Linked DNA regions of Homo sapiens: region 2 is linked to region 1. Evidence: chromatin loops called from intact Hi-C (ENCODE). Cell type or tissue: heart right ventricle. All regions are shown on one strand. Links, peaks and the distances in the headings refer to the core of each region. The heading gives the core; the rest is flanking DNA.

Evidence for each region. Hi-C counts contacts between places; a loop is a spot of excess contacts. Peaks named below come from ENCODE experiments on the same cell type or tissue, not always from the same donor. Only the 100,000 strongest peaks of a DNase experiment are listed, where the experiment ranks them.
Region 2: it touches region 1 in a loop (12-fold over the local background); 44 of 110 quality-filtered maps call a loop at or near these places.

Annotation. Positions count from the first base shown.
Region 1 is chr6:3,727,705-3,737,821 of GRCh38, forward strand. It overlaps PXDC1 (PX domain containing 1), which reads right to left. Exons shown (of 5, transcript NM_183373.4): 3 at 9,375-9,492. Among named protein-coding and RNA genes, the nearest start is that of PXDC1, 19 kb to the right of the region's middle. RefSeq lists a silencer at 4,651-4,945 and an enhancer at 9,774-10,117. In heart right ventricle, for the core only: CTCF peaks have their summits at 5,026 (motif pointing left) and 5,236; a DNase peak (open chromatin) is centred at 5,017.
Region 2 is chr6:3,121,558-3,131,674 of GRCh38, forward strand. BPHL (biphenyl hydrolase like) reads left to right here. Exons shown (of 7, transcript NM_004332.4): 2 at 2,100-2,203; 3 at 5,685-5,851; 4 at 7,488-7,641. Among named protein-coding and RNA genes, the nearest start is that of BPHL, 7.9 kb to the left of the region's middle. In heart right ventricle, for the core only: a CTCF peak has its summit at 4,975 (motif pointing right); a DNase peak (open chromatin) is centred at 5,014; H3K4me3 peaks cover 2,348 bases; H3K27ac peaks cover 1,391 bases.

The DNA.
Region 1 (10,117 bases), core at 2,998-7,997:
AGCTTGAGGTTTTGGAGTTTGGAACTTACTCCCATCTCCCTGCTTTCTCCTCCACCTGTTGCCCGTGCCTCTCTTCCACACCGTAAGAGAATGCCGTGCACCCGAGACCCATTCAGAGCTCTGCCGCACAAAGTCAGGGAAGAGGTCAATCCCCGCAGGAGCCAGGCCTGCTGTGTGTCTCTCCCAAGACAAAGATGCTCTGCTGCCTGAGTACGCTCTCCATATGCCCTTCGCTGTGGGCTTCAAGCTGGAGTACAAAGAAGGAGTACTGGGCTCAAATCTGTGAGTCTGCGTGTGAGAGCAGAGCTATGGCACAGTGACATGTGGCTCTGCCCAGGGTACCTCTCCTTGCTGAGCTCTCACTGTGGCTGAGACATGAGTAACAATATTGACTGCCCTGGGTTGTTGTTCTGACTGAATGAAATCAGTGTGCATTTTATTCTTATTTCAATAGTTTTGGGGTTACAGGTGGGTCTTGGTTACACGGATAAGTTCTTTAGCGGTGATTTCTGAGATTTTGGTGGATCCATCACCCAAGCAGGGTACACTATACCCAGTAAGTAGTCTTTTATCCCTCACCCCACGAACCCAAAGTCCATGATATCATTCTTATGCCTTCGCATCCTCATAGCTTAGCTCCCACTTCTAAGTGAGAATATACAATATTGGTTGCCCATTCCTGAGTTACTTCTCAGTGTGCATTTTAAACCAAAGGGTGACTTTCACTGTTTCGCTTTATGTAATTCTGTATGTAAATGATTTTTTTCCCAAATAAGCACAGATTCGGGTAATTTAGAAAAGCCAGCAAAGAAAAACGACTTCCTACGTCCATACTGGCTGCATGGCATGAGCTAGAGGGTGGAAGTCTGCGCTCGTCCTTGGCTGGAGGGGCTGGAATGGAGGATGAGGAGCCAGGACAACGAGCTCCATGGCCTTGGGACTCAGTTTCCTCCAATGAAAAATTTCAAAGTTGTATTAATCTCTGAGGATCCTTCTCACTCTGAAATCCCATGAACTCCTGGATCGCATCATGCCATCTGGTCCATCTAGGTATAAAAAGCTGCAGCGTTCGTTTGTATTTTCTGAGGGACCGCGTTTCCGTCCCCTCGCTCAGCAGATGAGATCTGGTAGCCATGGCCAGTTCTTGGAGCTAAAGTCCTCCAGCTGCCCGTGAGCCTGCTCATCTCCTAACCACAGCTCTAAGACCAGGACCACCTTCATCTGTTCTTTCGACTCAGAACCTCTATGCACCCCATCATAAAAGTCATGCCTAAAATATACTCCAAATTCCTGGTGCCTTCTCAAATCCAAGGGATTATCTTCTTCCCATTCAGGACACAGCTCCTAACAGCCCTCCCTCTCCCCTGGCACACCACACCCAACAGGAACATCGCTCACTGCCCCATCGGATGCCTTAGTTGCTTGGGGGACTGTTTTCCTTTATTTTTTCTTACACCTTACCACAATTTAGCCTGGTTCATTCCCGTGTATGGATTTGCTTTCTTTGGTAACTGAAATAGTCACTTTCTGTTTAATCTTTCTACATATTTGGTTCTCAGTTCTTTGAACTGCTTTCCATACGAAGAGAATTAGGGAAATTACACAAAAATGAGGAAAGAGAAACAGATTTCCTCCTCGCCCCCCATAGGATCAAAATGTCGATTCATCAGTCAGATTCATCAGGTCATTGCTAAAATTCCACCTGCCTTTCTGGAGAAGGGCCACTGGTGTTTCCTGGGGACATCAGTCCTCAGCTCTTCCCTGCCCTCCTCCCTGTACCACCTGGTAGGGCTGCAGGTCCTGAGAAGGAGCTCTGCGAAGCAAAGAGGAATCAGTGCCCAAAGTCTGGGGTCAGCCACACTTCCAGGTGTAAAAGGGGCGAAAGAAGATGCTTACCAAAGCCTCGCTGAACAGGCGGACTGTGAAAACTGCCATATCCTAACAAGATAAACTAAGATTCCCTCGCCTCTCTATCTAAAATGGGTGGCAGCACAGAACCACTGCCTTTATTGTTTTTATTAACTCTGACCCAAATCTGTCTTTCTTGGGAAGCACATAAAACCTCAGAGCAACCTCCATACAGCCAGCTGACAGCCCCATCCCCCTTTCTCCCACCCCTTTTGCAAAGGGAACTTGGTTGGGTGGTGGCCTACAAGTTAAAACAAATGTCACTGCTGCAAATCACTTCTGAATAAAATTCTGAAGAGTTACTTTACATGCCTAATCTTTCTTAAATGTGAAATTTGGAGCTCTATAAAACGGAGTCATTACCAGTCCCCCAAAAAATAGATTTGTAAGCAATCCTTCCTTAATTGCCTGTGACAAGGAGCCTCATGCACATACATGTGGTTTAATTATTTGCAAGGCTGGCTGGGCCCTGAAGGACACTAAGGTATGTCTGGTGCCTCCTGCATGGACCTTGCTGTCTCAGGCCCGGCCCAGAGAGGGACTTCGCTTAGACTCTCACATTTCACTAAAGATGGTCCCTGAGAAGCTCCGGTTCCCTCCTGGATCCCACCTCTGCTGTCAGCCCCAGAACCTCGAAAAACCTAGGGGCAAGCCAGCAGGCTACACAGCTGGCAGGTGTGCAGCAACCTCTGGAACATTTATTCCCAACACGGGTTCAGAAAGGGATGGTTTATTGAAAAGCAAATTGTCTTAAAACCTAGGGAAGTGTGCACAGCTTTTATACGCCTGTGCCAGGTGAAAATGGAGCACAGATTCTCTAACAGTTTACATTTTTATTTACTTGGTCACTTTAACAAACAAGTCCTAAGAAAAGCTGTAGAAATTAGAACACGTCCACAGTTTAAAAAAAAAAAAAGAAGAAAAAACATTTAGCTGTAGCAAGCCTCTAATTGTAGGGACCACTGGTTTAAGGAGATCTTCTTGCTAAGCCTGTAGCCTGTGCCCCGTTTCAACCACGGACAGCAGATATTTACATGGGAGTTGACCTCCCAGGTCAGTTTTCACAAGACGATGGTATAGACCATGAACTTGTACCTTCAGGCAAAAGGCTGCATTGAGATTCATTGCTACGGGACCAGGGAGCCTGACTTGTAACAAAATCCACTGATAACTTGCCATGTGCCTTCGGCCAGAGCACTAGCAAGCATGGCGTGTCTCAGTGTGGAATGCTGGCTCCTCAGGAGGCACGAGCAGGTAGGAAAGCATGCAGACTGCAGCTGGGGAAGGCTCTGCTACTTATGCCTGGAGAGCAGGTTACTTCTTGCTCAGTTTCTTCATCTGTACAATGGAAATAAAGGTATCCATTCCAAAGGCCATTGTGCAGACTAACTTGAGATGATGTATGTAAAGAATCTAGCAAATACTGAGGGCTCAATAAAGAGTCCTGAGTGATCTATCATGATCATTCAGTGCCCTTTTATTAATTGCCTAACTGGGCTACCCCTATTTAGTAAAAATAAGGTTGACATTATACAGAAGCCAGATTAATGAAAAACAGTGTTCTATTTCCAGGCCCCCTAAACCTAAATAATCAGATTTTGTGGCTGAAATTGATGAGTCCAAACAGCCGTATCAAGGCTGAGGTCCGCATTTCCTCACAGCTATTATGATCATTGTTAGTAATGTCCTCAGATCTGTTATGATGTAAATAAAAAAGAACGGAAGAAAATGCTGTCATTCAAGAAAAATTATAGCATCTGAGCCTCTCTTCAAACATACAGTGTGAATGTCTTAGAAGTCAGCTTAGTATCTATAGCAAGAATCTTTGACCAATGTAGCCATTTTAATCACATACATGACTGATTCCATGAAATAGTTGACTTTCAAGCTATTTTTTTACACTCATATTTTTCCAAATGAAAGCAGCCCTGCTCTTCCATGGAAACTGACATTGGCACAATTCTGTTAACTAAATGAAAGACCTCCTTCACTTGAATTTCAACAGTCTTTCCACCAACGTTCCTCTTTTCCGTGGGGGCCCCAATCCAGGATCTCTTGCTGCAATGAGTTGCTCTGTCTTGGTCTTCTGCGACCTCTGACAGTTCCTCCATCGTTCCTTGTCCCTCATGACCGTAGCACTCTTAGAGAGGACTGAGCTATTTTAGCAAATGTCCCTCGATTTGGGTTTGTTGGCAGTTTCAGAGTGATTCGATTGAGGTGATGCATTTTTGGCAGGAACCCTACACAGTGACGCTGCATGAGACCTGGAGTGGCATATGGGGGTGGGGCTGAGGCTGACAGGTCCTGCTGCTGCTGAGGCTGCTGTGGAGTGCCTGGTGAGGAGGCTTCTGCCAGCTGTTTCCACAGCGAAGTTACCACCTTTCCCTTTGTAGTTAATTGAAGGAGGATGCCTTGCAGCTATGCAAATCCTGTTTCTCCTCAGTTTCACTCACAAATCTTTGCATCTATCAATCAATGGATCTTTTTTGCAACAATTACCAATGTGTCTGTTTGCCTGATGGCAATTTTTCTGTTTTTTAGATGCAGCTATGTTTTCATAGCCCCACAAACGTCACAACCCCTCACTTCAATAACTCTATTCCTTTTCTCAGCAGACACGCGGTCTCAGCCGTGAAAGCATTCATACTCTAGCCTTCCTCCCTTTCACCTCCTCTCTCCCACTGTATTTCCCATGTACTCCAGCAACGGAACAAAACCCAAAGCAGTGCCCTTGTATTAACTGGCTAGCTGGGCTACCCCTACATAGTGAAACTAAGGTTGAGATTGGCCAGAAGCCAGATTAATGAAAAATAAAATTGTGATTCATTTCCAGGCCTCTTAAACCTGAATGGTCAGATTTTGTGGCTGAGATTGATGAGTCCAAGTTGCCAGATCGAAGCTGAGGTTTGCATTTCCTTTTACATTGCACAGCTGCAGCCATGAGGCAGAACGCTCTAAATTCTTGCTTTCTTACATTTGATAAGCATTGGGACAAAGAATGATTAAGGCTGTACTGGTTGGAAGCACTGCCAAGGGATGCAGTCCATCCTGACTGTCCTCACCGTGGCCCCAGGATGTGGAAACAGTCGCCGCGCCTGCTAGCGCCGGGCGCCATCTAGTGGAGCTCCTGACAACTAAACGATCCTAGAAAAGCCAAGGTACTCAGCACCTGCAGGTCCCCATCCCCAGCCTACATCATGAGAGCAGAGACAGTCAGTGCCTGTTCCCCATGGCACCACCTCCCTACACGTATGTCAGTGGCATAAGAAATGGAGGAGGAGGGTGGATGTGGGCTCTCGGCCGGGAATGAATGGAATTAACCAGGACAGCAGTGGACAGGCAGGTTTGCACGAAGGACCCTGCAGGGCCACAGTCCATGCAACGGCTGGCCAGTCCCCTGCAGGAGGCTGAGGCTCTGGAGTGGAGGTGACAACATCAAAAGGCTAGCGTGGGCTAGGCTCTGAATGCCCAGAATGACCAAGAACTTGGGCTTGATGGTGAGAGTGAGCTTTTAAGACAGTTAATAAGCCTCAGAGGTCAGAGCTTTGGGATGACTGGCTCAGTCCTCGGGTTCATATCCTGGAGAAAGGGGGACGCATGAGAGAAAGCCGTGTGGACAGTCTCAGGTGATGCCAGGACTCTCTGGACCCCGCGCCTCAGCCTGGGGAGCCACAGATCCAGAAACATGCCAAATATGGGACCAAGACTGAGAACATGGTGTGCCTATGTGTGAGCCATTTTCTCAAAGGGATGTTGGGGCTATTTATTGTCAATAGTAATTTCATTAAAAAACACTCCTGAAGGGAGGTATCTGCCATGGTGTGCGTGGGTGTACCGCCTCGCCACCGGCAGGCACAACTGCTCTAGATTAAGAAGCTCCCTTAGACACAGTGAGGGGCGAGCTAGACCGGGAACAGAGATCGGAAGGTCTGGGGGGTTCAGAGAAAGAAAACCAGACTCGGTGACCGGCAGAGAAGAGGAAGAGGAGGAAACACTCAGAGCACTTGAGACCCTCGGCTCTGCAAGGCTGCAAGAGGCCATACCGCCTGCCGCCTCCTGCAGCAACACCTCCGGGCCCCCAGACTTTGCACTGAGACTGTTAGCCACTGGCTGGTGCAGACTCCATGGTTACGCAGCCCCAGATGTTAGAACGTGTTCTGTGCTGAGCCAAAGTCGCCCACAGTTACTTCTACCCACAGGCCTAGTGCCAGCCCCCACCTGACCCCTTCCCATGGCAGCCCGCCAACATCTGAAGGTGGCATCCCCTTCCTCCTAGCTGCTCTTCCACATTTCCTCCCATTCTTCTGACCCCTGCCCACCAGACACTCTTCTCTGGATGTAATAATTCATCTTGCTGCATCCCGGGGACAGTCTTGACTTGCATAAGGAGGCCAGGACCCCTGCCTTCCTAGACCTGGACACTGCACCCCCATCACACACGGAAGGCCACAGACAGCCGTGGCTGAAACCTGTCCTCAGCCCTTGCAAAAAGGCAAAGAAAACATACTTTCAATGGCAACATGAGACTCTACGTTTCTCCCTGTTAAATTTCGTCTCACTATGCTCGCCCCTTAGGGTCCACGTGGGCCATGTGTTCATACACATCGCTGATAGAGACGGGAGGCCAGGGCAGGCTGAAGCATGTGCCGGGCACTGTGCCTCAGGAGCTTCTCCATCAGAGGTGGCTCCAGGCCTCTAATCTATCCCTCTCACTCGGGGGCCAGCACCTCCCATAAGGCAAGGCACTAAGAGGACTCTGCTGCTCCTTGATCTCTGGGTTGCCCAAACAGAGCAAAACAAACCAAAACAGAGACACTGGTGCTAGGACTCTCCCCACTCAGACTAAAGAACCAGGCTTCCCCATGCTCTGCACTACAAAATGCAAAACCCAGAGCAATAGACAATTAGGACTCCAGAGCCCTCTGTGAGCCCTCTGAGATGAGGATCCATAGACACCCAGCCAGGAAAAAGGACCCAGTCATCCTCACTCTCCCATAAAGGTTCTGGAGACCCAGTGCCAGCTAAAAAGGGGCTCCTGTACTCACTGCTCTTGTCTAAAGGCACATAGGAAGGTATCTTAGGGAGATATCAAAAGCAGCATACCACCCAAAGTGATCTACAAATTCATCGCAATCCCCATCAAAATACAAATGACATTCTTCACAGGAATAGAAAAAAAAATCAATCCTAGGCCGGGCGCAGTGGCTAATACCTATAATCCCAGCACTTTGGGAGGCTAAGGCAGATGGATTGCTTGAGCTCAGGAGTTTCAGACCAGCTTGGGAAACATGGCAAAACCTCATCTCTACAAAAAATACAAAAACTAGCCTGGCATGATGGGATACGCCTGTAGTCCCAGCTACTTGGGAGGCTGAGGCAGGAGGATCACTTGAGCTGTAACTGCACCACCGCACTCCAGCCTGGGCAACAGAGGGAGACCCTGTCTCAAAACAAAACAAAACCAACAAACAAAACAACAACAACAAAAATGAGCAAAACAATCCTAAAATGTATATGGAACCAAAAAAGATGCCAAATAGCCAAAGCAATCTTGAGCAAAGCCAGAGGCATCACACTACACAATTTCAAAATATACGACAGAGCTACAGTAAACAAAACAGCATGGTACTGGCATAAAAAGACACATAGACCAATGGAACAGAATAGAGAACACAGAAATAAATCGATATACTTACAGCCAACTGATTTTTGACAAAGGTGCCAAGAACACACAACGGAAACCACCAAAGTGTCTAGCTACCAATGAATGAGTAAAGGAAATGTGGTACATATGCACAACGGAATACTATTCAGCCATTAAAAAGAATGAAATGCTGTCATTTGTGGCAACATGAATGAGCCTGCAGGCATTACGTTAAGTGAAATAAGCTAGGCACAGAAAGACAAATGTCACAAGATCTCACCCATATTTGGAACCTAGAGAAGGGGAGATCATAGAAGCAGCAAGTAGAACAGTGGTTACCAGAGGCTGGGGAGGGGCCAGCGGTGGACAGGGAAAGGCTGGTCAGTGAGCACGAAGTGACAGTGGGAGGAATAAGCTCTGCTGTACTACTGCACAGTAAGGTGACAAGGGTTAACAGTACTGCCTTGTGTATTTCAAAATAGCTGGAAGAGAGGATTTTGAATGTTCTCACCACAAAGAAAAGATGAATGTTTGAGATAATGGAAATGCTAAATACTCTGATTTGATTTTTACACAATATACACATGTATCAAAACATCACACTTTACCCCATAAATATGTACAATAATTATGTGTCAGTAAAAACAAACAAAAAAGTAAAAAACAAAACAAAGCAGCAGCCACAGACAGGGTCAGGTGTGCCACCACCCTGCGCACACACAATCCTATTAATATCTACAAACCCATCTTCCACTCCAGGTTCCAGAACCTGCCCACCCCACCCAGTTCTCCCAAGCACACAATTCAGAATCCCACTTGTGCTGTGGCCCATAATCAGCAAGGCCACGTTCACAGCCAACAGCATCAGTCACCCATCCCCACTGTCCTCTGGTCTCCCAATTCCTTCTGGGTCAGCTCTGGGCTCAGACCCCCTCTCATCCACTCTTCTCCCTTGACATCCTTCTGAGTCCTCCATCCCTCCTTCTCCCCTGCTTCCTCCTCCATTCAGAAACGGAATGATGGACACAGGCCCCCTGCTCTCCTTCCCACAGATCGCAACATCATGGAGGTGCTCTCCTCTGGCTGAGCCATGTCTCCTCTCATGAGTCCCCCCTTCCCTCCCTGTCCACCAGGCAAGATCGCACACAACTGTCACCTCTTATGTCACAAGGTGATTGCCACTTGCTTGGGAAAATCCAGTCCTAGAGACTCCCAGGACAGACCTCTTTTCCCTACAAAATCCTCCTCATCAGCCTTTGTCAAAATAGTGCTGCAAAAAGCAAGTCTAGTGTTCTCATGACACCTGCAACCCAGATCTTAGTAAGTCACCAAACTTGGACTGGCCAAGAGGCCCCAGCTTCCCCTTCCTTCCTTCCTGTGCCAGGAGCCACAGTCCCACATCCACGCTAAGGAGACCTAAAGCCTGTGCGTCCCTTTGGTTATGGCTGCCCCTAAAAGCAAGAACCAAATTCAATGCCACGTGACATGGGCTGTCTCACTTCAGCAGGCTGAACAGTGGATTCCAATAGTTTGCTTCAAACTCTATCATCAATGTGTTTGTTCATCGTTATACCATTTCTTAAGTGAGTTCCAATTTACATGCCAAACAAACCCCTGAGGACGCAGCAGGAGTGAAAACCACAGGAGGAAACACTGCTTGGGAGAATCAGGCAACAGTCTCTCCCTGTACATTCGCATTTCTCTCGATTGTCTTTCTGGAAAAGTGTGGCCCAGCCTCAGAGACAGCCAACTGTGAGGGTTTCTGTGACATCTCAGCCTCAACAGCAGTCCCTCCCACCAACGCCTCCTTTGTGGCTCTTACCTGATATTTTGACTGGACTTTGAAAGCTGGGTTGAATTTTATGCACATTATCATTTTTTAACACCTGATCCAGAGGAGATCTTTCGAAGAAGGTGAGCACAACTTCCGATCTAGAATACTGGGGAGAAATGCAGGGATTACTAAAAACGATCAGCCTCTACACGTTGGCCCTGTCTGTCTACCAAGAGAGGGCCCCGCTCCTCCGCAGAGGCAGCCTGTGTGATGCAAACGCCCCATGAATGTCCAGATGCTCCCATGGCTGGCCGCAGGGGCGGGGCTGCCATCACTGCACAGCCCTCACATGCTCATGGCCCAGGCGGCTGAAAGGCAAGGCCTCAGCGACCTGGGCAGTGGAGGGAATCATGGCTCTGATGTGCCAGTTTCACTTGCGCCTCCCTCCCTCTATAGTCAACTGTAGGCTGTGTCCACTCTCCCCACTGGCCAGAAAGAAAGGGAAGCTTCCAGGAGCTAAGGAGGTCTGCCTGGCGCTCAAGTCCAGGTTCTTAACCACCACTCACGACGAAGCCCGCAGGCTTACATGGAAAGGGAGTTGACGGTCAAATCCGGGCAACGTGCCCCGCTGTGCTGACGCCAACGTTCTTCTTGGTTTCCACGTGTCTGTTCTAAAATCCCCTCAGCAAGACGGTGGATTCTGAGCAGAGGCAGAAAGCAAAGGCCTCCTGCAGCCAGAGGGGATCCGCACCCTTCCACCCATGCCTCCTTGCATCCCTCATTTTCACTCT
Region 2 (10,117 bases), core at 2,223-7,222, 610 kb before region 1:
CCACCCACCTGGGCCGCCCAAAGTATCGGGATTACAGGTGTGAGCCACCACACCTGGCCGATCCTAAGCTATCTTAACTGTAGAAATGAATTTCTCAGAGGAATAGGGCAGTAATCATAATAAGTAAATGGCAGAGTCAGTATTGCCATTGCTTGGTGGCTTCATTGATGCCCCTTTAATAATATTTCTGTAGATAAGGAGCTTATAGTTTAGTCAGACCTTATTACTACCCAATTCTGTCTTTTATTTTTCCAGAAATGGTATGTTAAGAGTAGATGTACCTGTATTCAACACATCTGTTTCCACGTTTGTTTCTTTTTTACTTGAGACTGGCAAATAAGATTAAACCAAAAGATAAAACAGGACCTCATTTTTTCAAAAGGGCTGTGTTTCAGTTATCCTTTGACTAAGGGCAGAGGTAGGAGTAGAGAGTATGTAGAAGAAAAAGGAGATGGGCCGGGCCTGTAATCCCAGCGCTTAGGGAGGCTGAGGCAGGCAGATCACGAGGTCAGGAGATTGAGACCATCCTGGCTAACAGGGTGAAACCCCGTCTCTACTAAAAATACAAAAAAATTAGCCGGGCGTGGTGGCGGGTGCCTGTAGTCCCAGCTACTTGGGAGGCTGAGGCAGGAGAATGGTGTGAACCCGGGAGGTGGAACTTGCAGTGAGCCGAGATGGCGCCACTGCACTCCAGCCTGGGCGACAGAGTGAGACTCCATCTCAAAAAATAAATAAATAAAAATAAAAATAAAAGGAGATGGTGGTTGATTTCATTGTATTGGCACTCCACCAGGAGAAGAGAGCGCCTCCTTCTGGCATCTGTCCTGGCTTGCCATCATGTCCCTCCTGTGCTTCACTCAGTCATCTGTCTGATAAGCTGTGGGAAGGCTGATGGAGCCTGGTCCTGGTGCAGGGGCCGTCTGTGTGCCCCACTGGTATATATCCCAGGACAGTCTGGCTGTCCTCGAAGAGCAGCTGAGGAGAGGTTAATCAGAACACCTGTACGGCACCCATAATTCAGGCAGCACAGACACTGGCATTATGCCTGTCCTGAGGCGTTGTCCTGTGCTAAGTGTGGTCCAGTTAGATGCTGGATCCTAGGAGGTCTTAGGCCAAGGCGGGTGAGTGGCAGGAAGGAGGGCTCTTGAGATGGAGGCTTATGGACAGGGCTACTTAGCAGTTGACACAGACATATTTTAACATCTTAAAAAACAGTAGGATTTATCCGTGCAGATGGGCACTGTTGACTATGGCCCTCCTGCAGCAGGCCAGACAACACAGGATACCCTACAGCTAAAGAACAGCCTGGAGATCGAGACCTTGGGACCAGTCTCATCTTTGGGAATGTCACCAAGGCTGCTGAAGGTCTGGGTAGGTCCTCTGGGCCTGCTGAGTGCAGACGAGTGACTCCAGGGTCTCTGCCCCTGATGTCCACCCTCGTTTCACGCCAGCCTGCACTTGAGGACCCTTGGCTTCCAGCTCACCGGCGTGTGCCATGAGCCTCTGTGGCCATTGATTGAGCAAGCCGCCTAGGGTTTTTGTAGGGTGAGCCCCAGGCTGGGCACAATAGCGTATTCAAGCATGAGGGCACAGTTCAGATCGGCAGTCTAGTAAAGAAAATTCAAACTCATGTCACTGTTCAGAATTGGAAAAATCGAAATAACCCAAGGAGACTGAGAGGCGTTCTGGAGGCGACTCATTCATATACAAAGACAGTTTTATCATATTAAATTCGTGCTGTTAAATGATTTTCCTCTGGGGGTGGATTTTTAAACATTTTTCAAATTTTATTTTTTAATTGACATAAGTGTACCTGTTTATGGGGTAGATAGTGATGTTTCGATAGATACAAGGTGTAGTGATCAGATCAGTGTAATTAGCATATCCATCGTCTCAAACATTTATCATGTCTTTGTGTTGGGAACATTCAGTATCTTCCTTCTAGCTATTTTAAACTATCGCTTATTGTTAGCCGTAGTCATCCTACAGCGCGTAGAACACTAACACTTATTCCTCCTGTCTAGCTGGAATTTTGAATCAACTAAGAAATCTTCCCATCTCCCCTTTCCCCCTGTGGGGATGTGTTTTTTCTCTTCTAGCACCTCGGTAACCTCTGCCAAAGTGGCTGTGAATGGCGTTCAGCTGCATTACCAGCAGACTGGAGAGGGAGATCACGCAGTCCTGCTACTTCCTGGGATGTTAGGTCTGGGTACTTTTTAATGGAATGTTTTTGCATGCTGTAAAATCTATGATGCATTCACAATACTAGATGCCAAATACTGATGATTAATTTTAGTGCTTTTTTGAAATGTTTTCATATTTGCTACAATCAAACTTAAATGACTTAGAAAAGTAGGTAACTTTCTACTGCTGTTCAGAATTGGATTTTTTATTCCTTTAGTAAAGTACCCAGTTTTTCCTATTGCAAGTACTCTGTGAAATCACAGTTGCCCATAATTTGGGAGGGTGACAGGGGTCAAGGAAAGGGGTGTGGGAAGAAGGTAAAGGAGGAACGTGAGTGGGTAATCAGTCATCCTAGTTTGCTTGGCGTTGGGGGATTTTCCAGGATGTGGGACTTTCAGTGCTAAAACTAGAGTGAATTGATCACTTGTTGTGGTTGATAATATATTCCGTTAAAATAAGAGGTAAGAAAAAAAAAACCTCAGTTTGATTCTTTTTAGAAATCAGAGTTAGATTGGCATATTACCCTCTCTCAATATATGGGCCATAATAAAGCCTACTGGATCTCAATCTCATTTTGCAGAACTGGAGTTCAGATGTAGAAAGTTCAAGGGAAAAATTTGCAGTGATTCCAGTACATCCGAAATCTGGTTTTAAGGGTGTTAGTATTGTTGCTTTATTTTTGATTTAGTTAAATAATCCTAATATTTAATCTCAGTATTCCTGGGGGACTGGATCCAGGAAGCCCTCAGATCCCAAAATCTGAGGATCCTCAAGTCCCTGATATAAAATAGCTCAATGTTTGCATGGAAGCTACGCATGTTCTCCTGTATACTTTAAGTCATGTCTAGATTACTTACCATATCTCATGCAATGTAAATGCTGTGCAAATAATTGTTATTTTGTATTGTTTAGGGAATAATGACAAGGAAAAACGTCTGTACATGTTCAGTACAGACCCAACCACCCATTTTTTTCCCGAAATATTTTTGTTCCGAGGTTGGTTGAATCCACAGATGTAGAACCACGGATAGGAAGGCTGACTGTACTTATTTCTTTGTGATTTGCTTCTTTCTAAAAGTGAAGTGCTAAAAAGGTTCCACTTGACTGAGCCTCAGCGGATCGTGGCACTGTTGCACGTGTGTCTAAATGGTGTTTGGTACCTTTGTTTTCCTTAACCTGATGAACAAGGACACTGACTCTCATGGCTGATGGGGAGCTAAAGTTATCTGTAAAAACATTGCCTATCTTAGCTTTCCATTATTTCGGTATTGCAGTCATTGTCCAGGTGCTAAAAACTTACCAATTTAATTTTTTTTTTTTTTTTTGAGAGGGAGTCTCACTGTTGCCCAGGCTGGAGCCAGTGGCACTATCTTGGTTCACCACAACCTCTACCTCCCAGGTTCAAGCGATTCTCCTGCCTCAGCCTCCTGAGTAGCTGGGATTACAGGTGTGCACCACCATGCCTGGCTAATTTTGTATTTTTAGTAGAGACGAGATTTCACCATGTTGTCCAGGCTGGTCTCAAACTGCTGACCTCAGGTGATCTACTCGCCCCGGCCTCCCAAAATGCTGGGATTACAGGCATGAGCCACAGCACCTGTCCCCAATTTAATTTTTTTTTATGTAAAGTATTAGCATGATTCCAATATTAAAAAAAATGGACCAGAGGAGATTCTCTCTCCTGTCCTATCCTCAGCACCCAGTTCCCCTCCCCACAGGCCTCTCAGATGTTACATGCTGATAACTATGTACATGTATTCCTTAAATGTTTTTTTAAGTTTTATATTCTTGGCACTGGTCTTCAAATGTGTACATGTGTGCCAGGGAGCAAATGCCTTCTTGTTTCTGAAATTGGTCTTTTAGACTGTTCTTTTTTCCCATCTTCTCACCTCCTGCCCCTCCTTCAGGGTACTTCCGTGGCCAGAACCCCTCCAGGTCAGAGGCAGAAGAGAAGCCTCATGGGTCACAGCAGCAGATGTGGGCTGGAGATCTATTCATTTGGTTTTGGCTTGAATTTTCTGAATGGTTTACTTGATCTTGGGAAAGATATATCTTGCCAGGAAAAATGATAGGCCTTGACAATGTTGAATGATCCTGCACCACCTTGAAAGACATTTTCTAATATGGTTTGTCAGGCAAAGTGGTTAGTAGTCATTTGTGGCCTGAGGTAGAAGTCCTCAGAAATCAGCAGACTTCACTGATAAAATGCTGACTTGCCCCTGGACTGGGCTCTGTGAGAGTGGCCTTCTGCACTGTGCACAGTAGGTGTGAACACACCACACCTACAGGGACCACGTGGTGGGCTGTGGACTAGCGGCCAAGCTCCCTGCAGGCCCACTAATAGAATTCAGCTTTTAGCATGGGCTGTTTCATACTGTTCTGATGAAACTGATTTGGTTTCTTTCCTCCATACCCCTTCTGCATTTCAGTGTTTTTGTTTAGTTTTCCTGGTTTTTAATTATAACTACAAAATAAAATCTTTAGGCTATTCACCTTAGCTTAGTAAAAAAAAAAAAAATTAAAAATCTGGAATTTTAGAATTCTACTTTGAATAACTTGGACCAAATCTCATAAATTTCTTTGCAGATATTATAGAGATCCCTCTCATGTGTAAGTCATTGTTTTAAGAAGAATAGATAACCCAGAAGCATATCTGTGAATTAATTTGTATACAGTTTCATTAATTCTTTCCTTTAGAAAAGGAAGATTAAGCCAAAGAGGTTTCAAAAGTGCTGAAATAATACAGAAGCAAAGGAAGACCCAGGGCCTCTGTCTTTCTCAAAATAGCCACCAGGGGGAGGTCGGAGGCAGGCCTGCACTCCGCCGGGAAAGGAAGCGCGCCTCCTTTTTTTTTTTTTTTGGTGGAGGGACAGAGTCGCACTTTGTCACCAGGGTAGAGTGCAGTGGCGCAATCTCCGTTCACTGCAACCTCTGCTTCCCTGGTTCAAGCGATCCGCCCGCCTTGGCCTCCCAAAGTGCTGGGATTACAGGCGTGAGCCACCGCGCCCGGCCCCTTTTTTTTTTTTTTTTGGAGACTGAGTCTTGCCCTGTGCTCAGGCTGGAGTGCAATGGCGCGATCTGGGCTCACTGCAACCTCCGCCTCCCGGGTTCAAGCAATTCTCCTGCCTCAGCCTCCTGAGTAGCTGGGACTACAGGCGCACACCGCCATGCCCGGCTACATTTTTTTTTTTTTTTTTTTTTTGTATTTTAGTAGAGATGGGGTTTCACCGTGTTGCCCAGGCCGGTCTCGAACTCCTGAGCTCAGGCAGTCCGCCCGCCTCGGCCTCCCAAAGTGCTAGGATTACAGGCGCACCCGGTCAGCCTGCCTCCTTTCTTCGAGTGGATGGATTAAGTCATTGCAAGGCTGCTTTCCTGATTACATTCTGACCACTTTGAGTAGAAACTACTTTGCTTTTAAGATTGTTATTGCTTCTGTTTTCACTGTAATGTGTTTGATAGTGAAAGCGATCACCTGAGGGTAACCAAGTGGCTGTTTTTAGGAAGTGGAGAGACTGATTTTGGACCTCAGCTCAAGAACCTCAATAAGAAGCTCTTCACGGTGGTCGCCTGGGATCCTCGAGGCTATGGACATTCCAGGCCCCCAGATCGCGATTTCCCAGCAGACTTTTTTGAAAGGGATGCAAAAGATGCTGTTGATTTGATGAAGGTAGGTCTCTGAGGGAAGGGCCAGGGGAGGAAGGGTGGCTGGGCCTGTCTTCATTTATTTTGTTTAAATTTTGTTGTTATATTTTTCTACAAAATAATACCATGTGATTGCTATAGAAAACCCCAAGAGTTCAAATAGGTATAAAGAAGAAAGTAGAAATAGCCCACAGTCCAGCTCTCTAGAGACACTACCAAATCTTGGCGGCTCTGCTTTCTGGCCAGTCTTATTACATCACAAACGCAGTTTCATATTGATGGCATCGTGCTACACCTAACGTTTTTCTAACTTACTATTTTTGTTGAACAATTTTTCAAGGAAATAACTTTCATGTCAATAAATATGCATTTATACTAGTTGTATGATAGGCACATATTATTCCATTGTATGGATGTACTGTATCTTATTTCACCAATTTTCTTTTTTTTTTTTTGAGACAGAGTGTTGCTCTGTCACCCAGGCTGGAGTGCGGTGGCGCAATCTTGGCTCACTGCAACCTCTGCCTCCCGGGTTCAAACGATTCTCCTGCCTCAGCCTCCTGAGTAGCTGGGATTACAGGCACATGCCACTATGCCCAGCTAATTTTTGTATTTTTAGTAGAGACAGGGTTTCATCGCATTAGTCCGGATGGTCTCGATCTCCTGACCTCATGATCCACCCACCTTGGCCTCCCAAAGTGCTGGGATTACAGGCATGAGCCACCACACCTGGCCTATTTCACCAGTTTTCTAATAGTAGATAATTAACTTAATTTTTAAGTTGCCTTTTTCTGCTGTTATAAATAGCAGGCAGTGAACATTCTGTTGCTCGTGGGCATTTTCATTTTTTTGCCACTATAAACAGTATTGTTGTGGACATCCTGGACTGAGCTCCTGGCACACAGGGAGAATTTCATACACATTTAGGAGACAATTTGCTAGGTGATGGAAGTTCCAGATGTTCATTTTGCAGGATAGTGCCACAGTAGTTACACCATTTTATGGTCCGGGCAGCAAATATCTTGGAGTAATATTAATTCTTTACCTTTAATTTTCCAGTCATTCCATTCTTTTTTCTTGGCGGCCTCTCTAAGATGTAATCTTTGTCCATTTTCCCTGCCAAACGCATGTCCAGACCCTCTCTGATTCACCCGCGGACTCACACAACCTCCCCATGACGCTGTTCTCTGACAGCCTGGCTCTTGCCAGTTCTTCCCACAGTTGCTTTACCAGATACCCTGCTTCACTCCATCCAGCAGAGCTCAGGGTCCCCTCTCTGATCTACAGAACTGTTCTCAAGGTCCTTGCTCAGGCATGCATATGCACACACGTGCACACGCATACACACGTATGCTGTATTTGTCATATTTAAGTACTTGGTCTCCATTGATTCTAGTTCCTTGAGCTTTTTATCCAACCAGAAGATGTAGTTCCCTCCTAATTCAAACCCATACCGTATGCTCAGGTTTTTGTGACAATTTCCACTAAAAGTAATTAAGAGAAAACATGATGTCATCAAATGGTGGACTCTAGGGTTTTTCTTTTCTGACTAATTGATACTCCAGCCTCACACCTGTATTGATTCTGATAATTAGTGATTCAGTTTCTTTTAACAGAGAGGAGCAATAACCCGTGCCGTGCATTTTGTCGTATGATCATAGGCGCTGAAGTTTAAGAAGGTTTCTCTGCTGGGGTGGAGTGATGGGGGCATAACCGCACTCATTGCTGCTGCAAAATATCCATCTTACATCCACAAGATGGTGATCTGGGGCGCCAACGCCTACGTCACTGACGAAGACAGCATGATATATGAGGGTAGGTTCTGCGAAGGGGAGATGCCGGGACGGCAGATCCTTCCCCTCTCTCCGCATCTCATCTCTTATTGTGGGATATGTTGACAAGACACATCTCTCGTGCTTCTAGTTCTCAACTCTCAGGTAGGAAGAATAACGAGTTCTCAGAAAAGTAATGCAGTTTAACCAGTCTGAGTTTTAAAGCTTTCTGTTTCCAGGAGTGAAACTTCCATGGCTCAGGAAAAGGCTAAGTAAAATCACTATTTCTATTTACTACTACTGATAATGAACTTCAGGGAAGGAGGGGGTGGTGTGAAGTGTTATTAATAATCTCATTTAAAATACTGTGAGGCCAGGCACAGTGGCTCATGCCTGTAATCCCAGCACTTTGGGAGCTCAAGGCAGAAGGATCGCTTGAGCCCAGGAGGTCGAGGCTGCAGTGAGCCATGATTGTGCCACTGCACTTTTGCCTGGGTGACAGGAGTGAGAGAGAGATGGGGGAGGAAAGAAAATAATGTTGAGTGTGGAAAAGAATCACTGGATACAAATATGAAACCTTTTATTTTGATTAAAAGAATTTCTGTGCTATTTGCATGCTTTAACGTTGTCCTTCAAGCCTGTCTTTGAGGTTTTTTTTTTTTTTTTTTGAGTTTGAGTTTCACTCTTGTTGCCTGGGCTGGAGTGCAGTCGTGCGATCTCAGCTCACCACAACCTCTTCCTCCTGGATTCAAGCGATTCTCCTGCCTCACCCTCCCAAGTAGCTGGGATTACAGGCATGTGCCACCATGCCTGGCTAATTTTGTGTTTTTTAGTAAAGACGGGGTTTCTCCATGTTGGTCAGGCTGGTTTCGAATTCCCGACCTCAGGTGATCCACCTGCCTTGGCCTCCCAAAGTGCTGGGATTACCAGCGTGAGCCCCCACGCCCAGCCTGAGGTCTTTACAGGCACTGGAATAGGGGCCAGTGAACTTCAGCCTGTGCATTACACCTAGCCTGCCTCCCACTTTTGTGCAGCCCACGTACCAATCGAGGTGGCTAGTGCTGTGAGTCACAGAGACCAAGCTGGGGTGTCCCTTTACCACCCAGCATTGCTGCCCCAGACCTGCACTGGTGGTCACTACACAGGGGTGACTGTTGGCAATGAGCAGGCACCCAGCCATGGAATTTCAGTCAGCAACTCAGGAGTTGCTTAGCCTCCAGCAAGCTGCCCCATTGAGATGACCAGGCTCTTGGGAGGAAAGAAGGGTGCACCAGGATCTAGGGGTTGCTAGGACAAGAAGTGAAACTGACCTGCGTTACCCTACTACCCCCACCTGCCAGCCTGGCCCACCAGGACCCTCTTCCTCAGGCCACTAGCTTTTTGTCCAAGTGTGAGTCTAGTGGATCCCAGATGGCCTGCCCCAGACACTTAGGACTAGGTGGGTCAGGTGTTTTCTCTCCTCATGTGTAAGTATCTACATAATGTCTTTGATTTTGCTTCTTGGCCAGCAAAACCTAAAATATTTATTTACTCTCTGGCCCTTTACATAAAAGGTGTACAGATCTCTTCGCTAGAATATCACAAGTCTAGTCTTTTTCAGCTATTCGACAATTCACGTGACTTTTAAGTACGCTACTTAGTGGCAGCGTTCTGTTGTAGAATTGTAGTTCTTCACAGTCTTTCTGTTTTTTAAATGAATATGAAGCTCTTACGGTGAGTCTGATGTGGTTGCCAGTCCTGTCTGTGCTCCTGCTTGTCCTTATTTTGCTCCTGCCTGGTATCCATCTTGTGCACAGTAGGCCATTCCGCTCTGTGAAGGGTCTGTCCCCTCCCGCGGCCTCTAGGACAGGCTGCCTTGAGTTCTTCCTCCCTCTCCTGTATCCTTAAATTCTCTCCACTGGGTCAGTCCTCTCAGCCTGCAAAAGTGGGCACAATTCTTCCTCCAGAAAGTTGCCACTCCTACCTGTGGTTACTATCTTCCCATTCTTTATTCTTTCCCACAAACTTATGGAAAGAGCCACCTGCATTCCCTGCTTCTAGGGATCCTCCTTTCCTTCCTTCTTTAGTCCATTCTGCCCCATCTCCCTCTCTGGCCCATTCTAGCCCCCTCTACTGAAACTCTCCTCACTGACCCCTGCCCACTTGTTCTTTCCCATAATCACTATCTCAGTTCATGGCCTGCAGATGACCCGGCATCCAGGCAGAGTCCCAGATGCATCCCTCGAGGGCCCAGTCCTCCTCTGCCCTCTTCATTTGCCCACCTTGCCCTGTTCATTGAACTGTGATGCTTTCTGTTGTTACATAATACCCCTCCAGTTATCCTCACCTCTCTTCTTTCCCCACATTCTCCTGGTTTAGGCCGCTAGCTTCATATGGTAGTTTGTTCTCCATAGGAGAGTTTCCTTTGTAAGGCAAAAATCTAATCACTTAATTCCACTAGAGGACTTAAAATCCTTCACTAACCAGCAAAGTCCGTGCAGTTTGGCTGGCCCCTCCTGCCAGCCCCTCCCCGGACATTC